Regions from separate parts of the Homo sapiens genome. Here region 2 is linked to region 1. The links are chromatin loops, found by intact Hi-C in ENCODE. Cell type or tissue: Caco-2. All regions are shown on one strand. Links, peaks and the distances in the headings refer to the core of each region. The heading gives the core; the rest is flanking DNA.

Region 1 (5,368 bases), core at 218-5,217:
CTCAAGCGATCTGCTGCCTCAGCCTCCCAAAGTGTTAGGATTACAGGCATGAGCTACTGCACCCAGCCCCATTTTTGTTTTAAAAATAATAATAATCACCCACACATAGTTATGAGTACCTATATTCCCAACTACTCAGGAGGCTGAGGCGGGAGGATGGCTTAAGCCCAGGAGTTTGTGGCCCCCTTGAGCAACATAGCAAGACTTCATCTCAAAATAAAATTATCACAATAATCATTTTCACATAAGTATACCTATAGGGGAAAACCTAGAATATATATATAGCAGGCTCGTCCAACCTGCGGCCCAACACAAATCTGTAAACTTTCTTAAAACAGTACGAGGTTTTTTTGTGATTTTTTTTTCTTTTAGCTCATCAGCTATTGCTAGCATTAGTGTATTTTATGTGTGGCCCAAGGCGATTCTTCTTCTTCCAATGTGGTGCAGGGAGACCAAAAGATTGGACATACCTGATATACACGTTAACAGGTGCCATCCTTGGATGGCAGGATTATAGAGACTTCTACACGTTCATGTCTGTACTACTTCATTTTTATAAATATGCATTTTCCACTCGTAACAAAAAACTGTGATTGAAAATCATCCCAGGACACAGTGTCTCACGCCTGTAATCCCAACACTGTTAGAGGCTGAGGCTTTGGGAGGCTGAGGTGAGCGGATCACTTGAGGTCAAGAGTTCAAGACCAGCCTGGCCAACACGGTGAAACCCCATCTCTACTAAAAACACAAAAATTAGCCAGGCTTGGCGGTGCACGCCTATAATCCCAGCTACTCGGGAGACTGAGGCAGGAGAATCACTTGAACCTGGGATGCATTGCAGTGAGCTGAGATTGCACCACTGCACTCCAGCCTTGGGAACAGAGTAAAACTCTGTCTAAAAAATAATAATAAAAGAGGCTGAGGCAGGAGCATCACTTGAGGCCATGCATTCCGGACCCCATCTCTACAAAATAAAAAAATTACTAGCATGGTGGCACGCACCTGTCATCCCAGCTACTCAGGAAGTGGGAGGATTGCTAGAGCCCAGGAGTCGAGGCTGTAGTGAGCAATGACTGTGCCACTGCACTCCAGCCTGGGTGACAGAACAAGATCGTATCTCAAAAAAAAAAAAAAAAAAAAGAATCATTCTGGCTAACGGCTCTTCAGATATCTGTGCTTATGAGAACACCAGCCCCTTCTAAGCTGTGTGTGTGTGTGTGTGTGTGTGTGTGTGTGTGTGTGTGTGTGTGTGATTTTTTTTTTTTTTTTTTGAGATGGAGTCTCACTCTGTCACTCAGGCTCGAGTGCAGTGGCACAATCTCGGCTCACTGCAAACTCCGCCTCCTGGGTTCAAGCAATTCTCCTGCCTCAGCCTCCCAAGTAGCTGGGATTACAGGCACCTGCCATCGTGCCTGCCTAATTTTTGTATTTTTGTATAGATGGGGTTTCACCATGTTGGCCAGGCTGGTCTCGAACTCCTGATCTCAAGTGATCCACCCGCCTTGGCCTCCCAAAGTGTTGGGATTACAGGCGTGAGCCACTGTGCCTGGCTGCTTTCTAAGCTTTGTGGAGAGTGGGTTGACTGAGCAGCCAGGTAGATGTGGGTTCAGATCTCTGCGTCTGTCCCGCTGTGCCAAGTGCTGGGGCAGACGCGGGCAGAGACTGGACAGCGGCACGGTGCCTGCTGCTAGCCATTTCTATGCAAAACCAGATTTCTGGTCCCATCCTGGAGGCCAATTCTAGGCACCTGGGTGGGCCTGGGAACCTGTGAACCAAGTAAACTGACTTGGACACCCCCCGACCCCGCCAGGCCTGTCCTAGCAGCCCCACACAATACGCTCATGTCCTGTCCCCAAACTCTGCCATCCTGAAACACATGTCCTCTGTTTCCAGGCAGGCCAGGATCAGATGGGAAGTGGAACCCTCGTCATGACCAGAAACTATTTCCCTACGAAGAGCACTTGGAGATGGCAATGCTGAACCTCACACTGTAGGATTCACACACGACTCCAACGGGATTGTGAGAATCAAGTCACTCTTGTGGGAAGAGTTTTTATATGGGAAAGCAGATAAAACTTTCATTGGACTGGAATGTTTGGAGAATGTTAATTTCCAAATCAGGAACCACAAACTGCCCTCTAATAAGACATCAGCTATCTAAGCGTGTGGGTGCTCCCTTTCTGCCAGCAGTTCTGGTTCTGAAGAAAATCGCCATCAATCAGACATGAAAACTCTGGCTCCAAAAACAGCATTTTCTTTGTGCAAATAAAAAGTGTGTATCAAGTATGATGTTCCCCCAACGTGGACACACTCTGTTCCCCACAAAGCCAAGCCCGCTGCAGCTGCCACATCCCTGAACACACTCGGTTCCTCACAAAGCCAAGCCCGCTGCAGCTGCCACATCCGTGGACACACTCGGTTCTTCACAAAGCCAAGCCCGCTGCAGCTGCCACATCCCTGGGCTTACGGTGCAGCAGGTGCTTTTTTCAAGACAGGAATCAAAATGTTAGGAACACGGCAGAAAGATGACACCTGGAGACCAAACGCAGGATAAGGAGTACTGCAGAAGTCACAGAACAGTAATACGCTAGCAGGGGCATGGGGCATGAAGAACAGAAGAAGAGAGGAAGTGTTTCTGAGCCTCCAGAAAAGAAATCAGAACCAAGCACAGCTTCCCGGGTCACAGAACCAATTCATTCACCAGGCGGCACCACTGCCGTCATTTCACCTTCTGGCCACTGGGAGGCGCTGCTCGAAAGGGTTTGCCCTGAGACTCCGAGAAGAAGCTGCGGGAAGGACAGCAGGGGTCCCGGGGTTTTAGCCTCTGGCCCAGGAGTTATGTGTCCATAACCAAAGGGAGCACAGTCTGCACCCAGCTCTCATCCCATCCGAGCTGCTGCGATTACCGCAGGTTCTTCCGGAACTGGTTTAGCTTGCCTGCAGGATCAGGAAAGTTTGAGAAAAGCATCTGCAAAAAAATAAAGAGCAGAGCTTAACTCATTTCCTGTCCCCACCCCATCCCAGGTCACCACCTGGCTGACCCCATGTCCCCAACCCAACAACAACCCCTCCCAAGTTCTTAACTCCCTCACTTGGACTCGAGACTCTTCACACCCCAGCAGCGCTCTGCCTCCAACTTGACATCACGCTTTCTGGAAACTTCCCCGTGTGTCCCACTTTCCCACACTTGGTGCCCTGGAGTACCTCCCGGCCTCTACATGCTGTATGTTCCCCTGCAAGCACCCTCCTTTTGGCCTCTGGCCATGTCCCACCCATCTGTGGGTAACAAGGGGGTGTCTGTGTTCTTTGCAGCCTTGCTAAACTGTCTGAATCAAGGATCACAAACTACAGCCTGCAGGCCAAATCCAGCCCACAGCCTGTGTTTGTAAATAAAGTTTTATTTGAACAGAGCCACACCCCTTAATCGACAGATGATCTGTGGCTACTTTCACACCACATGTCAGTACCATGGTTCTGACAGAGACTGGGGGACCCAGTCTAAATGACTTCCGACCTGGACCTTTACTGAAAATCCTGCCAATCATTCTGTTGGCAAGAATGGTGTATTACTTTTAGCAATAAGAAACAAGTAACCTTTGCAGAATTCCACCCATCTTTCAAGGCTGGTCCCAGAAGCTCCCTTTGCCCGCCCACCTACGTGATCCTGATCACTTCCTAAACTGCAGCCTGGCCCACCCGGCTCCAGCATCATTTGTGGAGTGTCAGCTCCATAAATCCAGAGGGCAGGTGGGGGTGTGTCCTAACTTTCCTGAGCCTACTGTACCAAAACGGGACAGCAGAGTGGGCCGGCCTGTGACCTCTGCTCTCTCCCTAGCTTTTCCGCCAGACCCTACATGGTCCCACCCTGGCTGTGGGAAGAAGGGATCAGGGAGCGTGGCTCGGAGCCAGTCTCCAGAACCCTCCCCACCCTGGCGTGGTGGCAGATGTGGCTACCTGCAGCTGAGCTGCCAGTTCCTCTGAGTCCTCAAAGACCAGGCCATTTTCTTCATGTTTCACCAGCTCATTTAAACTGCAGAGAGAACCAAGGGAGCCTGAGAGCTGCCTGGAGAAGACACCAGACCCCTGGGGTGCCCACCTGGGCTCCACCCCCCCAACCCCATGCTCAAGCCAGGCTGGGGGTTGGAACAGGGGGTGTGGTTTCCGGGAGCTCGTTCTTAGATTTGGCATCTGAAGGGTATAAAGGCCTGGGGGGGTGCACATCTAAGTGGCCAAACCGATTTGAGGAGGGAGCCTTAAGGGGGGTTTGTACCTTCTGTGCTGGATGCTCTTCAAGGACTGAAGAATTATTTTTGCATGTTTTTCTTAATTCCATGGCCATGGAACAAGTAAAGGGAACACCCTGGGGACTGGCTCAGCACATAAAAGATGACTTTTCTAGGGCACCAGATTTGATCCCGACATTCCCTGAGCTCAGCTCACAGGAGGGGCTCACATCGCTGAATCCCATCCATGAGCCGGCTCCTGAGCAGGGGCCAAGGGCTCAGCTTGTGCTGGGGCTACTGCTTCTAGAATCTCCTCTAACAGTGCCCTTCCAAACACCCGTCTATGCTGGGTGGAGTGAGGCCACAGCATGACACTCATTCAACTGATTCAAACCCACCACGTGAGCTTGGCCAAAAGGGACATGGTGGGAGAGAAAGAAACAAAGAAGACCATGTAAGCCTGCAGGCAATTCCCGCCAATTCTACTCCAGGAGCAAAAGCCCCGAGTGGAGTTCTAGTATTTAAGATGCTTTTTTTTCATATTAGGTTGGTGCAAAAGTAATTGCCATCTTTAATGGCAAAAACCGTGATTACTTTTGTACCAGCCTAAATATAACATGAGCTCTAAATGGAAGCAACTACTTCAGTGAGGCTCAGCCCAGCCACAGTAACCGCAGGGCTCCTCCTCGTGGCCTCCAGTGTGTGCTGGACTGACCGAGGGGCAGGGCCTCACTGTGGGCAGCTCCCTCTGCACTGCTTCCCCCTCAGCGGTGGATCTGTGAAGCTATCCCTAGAAAGATTCGGGTTCTGCTCCTACCACTTGAAGTTCACGGCACACGCAGGCAAATAGCACCCGAACATGTCCACCACCTTCATGGGCAGGTCCAGGCCACTGGAGAACGTGTGCAGACAGACACCCAGGTCCACCGACCCTGCTAGGCAAGAGGGGTGCGGTCAGAGCACTGGTCTCTGCCCTGGGAACACAAATCCTCCCAGCACAGTGAGGCAACATCCCCTGAGGGGAGTGAAAATCGGATAAGGCACCCGACAGCACCAAGCACAAGTGGCTTAAGCCGGCCAAGCAGCCACACGGCCTGGCTGGGACATCTGAAAATGTAAGTTGACACTTTTTCTACTTAACCACA
Region 2 (5,368 bases), core at 182-5,181, 320 kb after region 1:
TATGTTTTTTTATATTGTAGATGATGTTGCCCAAGGCTGGTCTCGAACTCCTGGCCTCAGGCGATCCTCCTGCCTCGGCCTCCTAAAGTGTTGGGATTATAGGAGTGAGCCACTGCGCCTGGCGCCCTTCCATTCTATTGCCTTCCTGGCCTGCTCTGAGAAGGCCGCCAGCAGGCCACGTGTGTCAGCTGCCACCCCAGCTCCCGGGCAAGGCAGGTGTCCAGAGCACTGTCACCCACGGCCTGGCCCTGTGCCCAGGCGCTCCTGAGAGTCCACCCTGGCCCGTGCAGAGCTGGCCCCTCTCCCCTAAACAGGCCGACTCGTGCCATCCAGTCCAAACTCTCTCAAGGGACGCGTCCCCGGTTGCCCAGCGCCAACGACCCCCTGGGCCTCACCTGGTGGAGCATTTCCTGCTCCCGGGCAGCCTCTGCGCTAGGGAGGTGTGGTCAGCAGAGGCTGCGAGGTGAAGGCCACGGCGTGCAGCCGGCTCCTTCCGGAGGCGCCTCCATCCAGAAAGAGCCAGGAGGCGCAGGGCCACCCCGGGGGCTTTCTGGGCACTCCGGAGGGTCCACGCCCTCTGGGCTGCCGAGGTCGCCCTGGGCCAAGGGAAGGGGCTGAGAGGAGCGGCCGAGCAGAAGTTGGTGGAGACTCTCCGGCGGGGGCTGGGGCGGGAGGCAGGGCCCCGAATCCCGCGCGGGGCTCAGGGCCGGCCCCCCGGGACCATCGCGGGCAGCGGGATCCAGGCCGGCGCCCGGGGTCGGCACCACGGGGTGGCCCCGCCTGGGGTCGGCGGCGGCCAGGCGACGCGGGTCCTCGGGGGCTACAGGTGCCCGGAGCCTGCGGGCGGCCTGGGCCGGGCCGCGCGGGGGCCGGGGCGGGGGCGGGGCGGGCGCCGCGGCAAGGCCGGGTCCCCCTGGGCTCGCCCGCCCGCCCGGGAGTGCGTCCGTGCGGGCCGCTGGCCGGGCCGGGGGCGGGGGCGCGGGGGCCGGCACAGGAAGTCCCCCCGGCATCCGCATCCTGTCCCCCGCCCCTGCCCGCCCGCCGCGCCCCCGCGCCCCGGCCCCCGCCGCCGCCGCCGCCGTCGCCGCCGCCGCTCTAGGCAGCCGCAGCTCGGTGGGCTTAACCATTCCCGGCCCGGCCACTCACCCGGCCCGGGGGACACGATGCGGCGGCCCCTGGGGCGTCCCGGGCTGGCCGGTGCCGAGCGCAGCGCGCGCTGTGCCGCATCCCTGCTGCGCGTGTCCTCGCGCCACGGGGTTGGCGACTGTCACTGCCTGGGTGTCTGGGTGGGGGGTACCCAACCCGATCCCTGCCACCCCCTAGAGGGCAGGCGTGGCCTCGGGGCGCCCCTGCCGCGGTGCAAATTGTGGCTAATTAGCACACAATTCGATGGCACTCGGAGAGGGAGTAGGCGCCATCCGGGCCCGGCCCGAGCGGGCCCTGGAGAGGCCACCCCGGTCCGCACCGTGGAGCCCTCCTCCTAGACCCCGGGGCTGGGGAGGGCAGGCCAGTAGGGAGTGTGTGCCTCCCTCCCCCGATCAGGGACTGTGACCTGCATAGATCAAATGAGGCCACCGTGGAGAACTGGCAGAGCTGGAATCCTCCCGCCCAGCGCCCCTGCGGCCTTTCGCTGACCACAAGGCTGGTGGTCAGGCCTCCCACCTCCCTCACCCTCTCCTCTCCTCTTTCCCTACTTGGCAAGTGGATTCCTGCCTGGGTCAGGGGTCTTCTCCAAGGGAGGCCTTCCCTAACCCCGTCTTAATGTTGCACCACCTAACTTTCCTGTTCTCGGTGCACAAACCTCTCTAACCTGGAGAATTCAAATTCAAATTGGGATGCTCAAATTCTTTAGAAAAAACCAAAGATCTGGGGGCAGGGCATGGTACTTCACGCCTGTAAACCCAGCATTTCGGGAGGATCACTTGAGGCTGGTAGTTTGAGACCAGCCTAGCCAACATAGCAAGACCCCATCTCTACAAAAGAGGTTTTTAAAAAATTAGCTGGGCTACTGAAAAGTAGCCTGTAATCCCAACTACTTTGGAGGCCAAGGTGGGTGGACCACTTGAGCCCGGGAGGAGGTCGAGGCTGCAGTGAACTATGATCGCGCCACTGCACCCCAGCCTGGGTGATAGAGTGAGACCCTGTCTCCATCTAAAAACAAGCAAACATGCTGGGCGCGGTGGCTCACGCCTATAATCCCAGCACTTTGGGAGGCCGAGGCGGGCAGATCACCTGAGGTCTGGAGTTGGAGACCAGCCTGGCCAACATGGAGAAACTCCATCTCTACTAAAGATACAAAATTGGCCGGGCATGGTGGCACATGCCTGTAACGCCAGCTACTCTGGAGGCTGAGGCAGGAGAATCGCTTGAATCTGGGAGGTGCTCCTGGGGTGCAGCAGGAATGCCCCCCTGGTGGGGGACAAGAGCCCTCAGGGTTCACAGCCCCCTCCCTTCCTCCTGTCCCTGGGCTCACACTGCTGTGGCACAGGTGGCCACCTTGTCCTGTTTTTGGAATCTCTCTGGCCCCCACAGGCACTGGAGTTTCAGGCTTCCTTTCTGGCCCTTGCCTGAAAAGCCTGCACTCTGGTGGCTTCTGCCCCAGGCTAGAAAAAGTGCAGCAAGAGCCTGGCTTTGGAGACAGAGTCATCTAGGGTCATGGGACCTTTTGCAGCCAGGTAACTGCAGGCAAATGACTGCCTTGCGTCTGTGAAGTGGAGATGACAGCCTGCTAGGCAGGATAAGGACGAGCAGATAAGGTGAGGAGGATATGGGCAGGAGTTTAAGATCAGAGCAGGTGTGCACCTGCCTCTTCTAGCCTCCTGCAAACCCTCATGCCCTGAGGAGCCCCTCCCTCCTCAGGTCTTTATCCTCTCCCTCCACTGGCTTCTTTCTGACAGGATTTACACATCCTCAGGGCTCTCCCATCTTAAAAACATGCTACCCGGGCCAGGCGCAGTGGCTTATGCTTGTAATCCCAGCACTTTGGGAGGCCAAGGCAGGAGAATCGTGAGAGCCCTGGCTTTGGAGGCTGCAGTGAGGCATGATCATGCCACTGCACTCCAGCCTTGGCGACAGAGCAAGACTGTCTGCTGGCCGGGCACGGTGGCTCACGCCTGTAATCCTAGCATTTTGGGAGGCTAAGGTGGGCAGATCATGAGGTCAAGAGATAGAGACCATCCTTGCCGACATGGTGAAACCCTGTCTCTAATAAAAATACAAAAAAAAATATATATATATATATATATATATAGTTTGGCGTGGTGGCGCATGCTGTAGTCCCAGCTACTCAGGAGGCTGAGGCAGGAAAATCACTTGAACCCAGGAGGCAGAGGTTGCAGTGAGCCGAGATCACGCCACTGCACTCCAGCCTGGCGACAGTGTGAGACTCCGTCTCAAAAAAAAAAAAAAAAAAAAGACTGTCTGTAAAACATAAAAGAGCTACCCACTTCTCTCTCCTGCCCTTGACAGCCAAACTTCCTTTGCCATATCCCCATCTGCCCATCCCTCCTTCTCCTCTCTGACCTGGCCTCACTGCAGCCAGACAACTCCCCGTGACGTCACCAGCAATGTCCACGTCACTAAACCCTCATCATATTTGGCCTCTGGGCAGCACTGGACACTTCTGCCATGCTGTCCAGGGAGAAACACCTCGGTTCACCTTCCTCTTGGCCCCTTCTCTGACACCTTGCAGGCTCTGCTCCCCTCCCCTAGGCTCGTTGCTCACCTGTGCCACCAGAGAGGGGTCCCACCCAGTCCACACACAGTTCCTCCCACTGAGCTTTTTGTGGTTTGTTTTTGAGACAGGGTCTCACTCCCATTGCCCAGGCTAGAGTGCAGTGGCACAATCACAGCTCACTGCAGCCTCAACTTCCCAGGCTCAGGTGATCCTCCCATCTCAGCCTCCCAAGTAGCTAGGACTACAGGGATGCACCACCACACCAGGCTAATTTTTTTTGTTGAGACGAGGTCTCCCTATGTTGCCCAGCCTTGTCTTGAACTCCTGGCCTCAAGCAATCCTCCCACCCCAGCCTCCCAAAGTGCTAGGATTAACAGGCATGAGCCACTGCACCCAGCTATTTTATTTATTTATTTATTTAGAGATGGAGTCTTGCTCTGTCACCCAGGCTGGAGTGCAGTGGCGTGATCTCAGCTCACTGCAACCTCTGCCTCCCAGGCTCAAGTGACTCTCCTCCCTTAGCCTCCCGAGTAGCTGGGAACTACAGGTATGTGCCACCACGCCTGGCTAATTTTTGTATTTTTAGTAGAGACGGGGTTTCACCATGTTGGCCAGGCTGGTCTCAAACACCTGACCTCAAGTCATCCACCCGCCTCAGCCTCCCAAAGTGCTTGGATTACAGGCGTAAGCCAGCATGCCCGGCCTGGGCTAGAATCTTTTTTTTTTAGATGGAGTTTCACTCGTTTCCCGGGGGGAGTACAATGGCTTGATCTCGGCTCACCACAACCGCCACCTCCCAGGTTCAAGTGATTCTCCTGTCTCGGCCTCCTGAGTAGCTGGGATTACAGGCACAAGCTACCACACATGGCTAATTTTTGTATTTTTAGTAGAGACAGGGTATCACCATGTTGGCCAGGCTGGTCTCGAACTCCTGACCTCAAGTGATCCACCTGCTTTGGCCTCCCAAAGTGCGGGGATTACAGGCATAAGCCAGCATGCCCGGCCCCAGCTAGAATCTTTTAGTAAGCCTTCCCACATCCTCCTTTGGAGCTATAAATACCTCCCAGCTCAACTTTCCACCTAGCCAATCTGGTCAGGAAGGTATTTGCTTCACTGTTTCCCAGGGGCGTTTCTTCAGGGGCTTCCTCCCTGCAGACCCACACTGGGCAGGCTGCTGTCAGAGCTGCTGCCCACTGTCAACCTGGGACCCCCCCCTCCACCGCCGTCCTTCCGGGATTTGCCTTTGTTATCCTCATACTAATCCCTGTTCTCACACCATGTCTGTCTCTTTCTTATTTTTTGAGTCAAGATCTTGCTCTGTTACCCAGGCTGGAGTGCAGTCGTGCCATCATGGCTCACTGCAGCCTTGAACTCCTGGGTTCAAGTGATCTTCCTGTCTCAGCTTTTCCTTTTTTTTTTTTTACAGAGTCTTGCTCTGTTGCCCAGACTGGAGTGCAGTGGTGCAATCTCAGCTCAGTGCAACCTCCACCTCCCAGGTTCAAGTAATTCTCCTGCCTCACCCTCCTGAATAGCTGGGATTACAGGTGCCTGCCACCACACCCAGCTAATTTTTGTATTTTTAGTAGAGATGGGATTTTGCCATGTTGACCAGGCTGGTCTTGAACTCCTGACCCCGTGATCCACCTGCCTCGGCCTCCCAAAGTGCTGGGATTACAGGTGTGAGCCACTGTG

The links. A loop is a pair of places that touch in the nucleus more often than their neighbours do. Peaks named below come from ENCODE experiments on the same cell type or tissue, not always from the same donor. Only the 100,000 strongest peaks of a DNase experiment are listed, where the experiment ranks them.
Region 2: it touches region 1 in a loop (6-fold over the local background); 1 of 110 quality-filtered maps calls a loop at or near these places.

Annotation. Positions count from the first base shown.
Region 1 is chr7:6,928,307-6,933,674 of GRCh38, reverse strand. It overlaps the pseudogene ALG1L5P and the pseudogene FAM86LP. Among named protein-coding and RNA genes, the nearest start is that of CCZ1B, 100 kb to the right of the region's middle. RefSeq lists enhancers at 5,000-5,289, 5,063-5,357 and a silencer at 5,063-5,357. In Caco-2, for the core only: a CTCF peak has its summit at 2,688 (motif pointing right); DNase peaks (open chromatin) are centred at 2,734 and 5,164.
Region 2 is chr7:6,611,214-6,616,581 of GRCh38, reverse strand. ZNF853 (zinc finger protein 853) reads right to left here and starts at 972. Exons shown (of 3, transcript NM_017560.3): 1 at 396-972. The coding sequence starts at 407. RefSeq lists enhancers at 1,335-2,088, 2,089-2,842. In Caco-2, for the core only: no CTCF peak of the experiment used is centred there; a DNase peak (open chromatin) is centred at 2,661; H3K4me3 peaks cover 1,533 bases.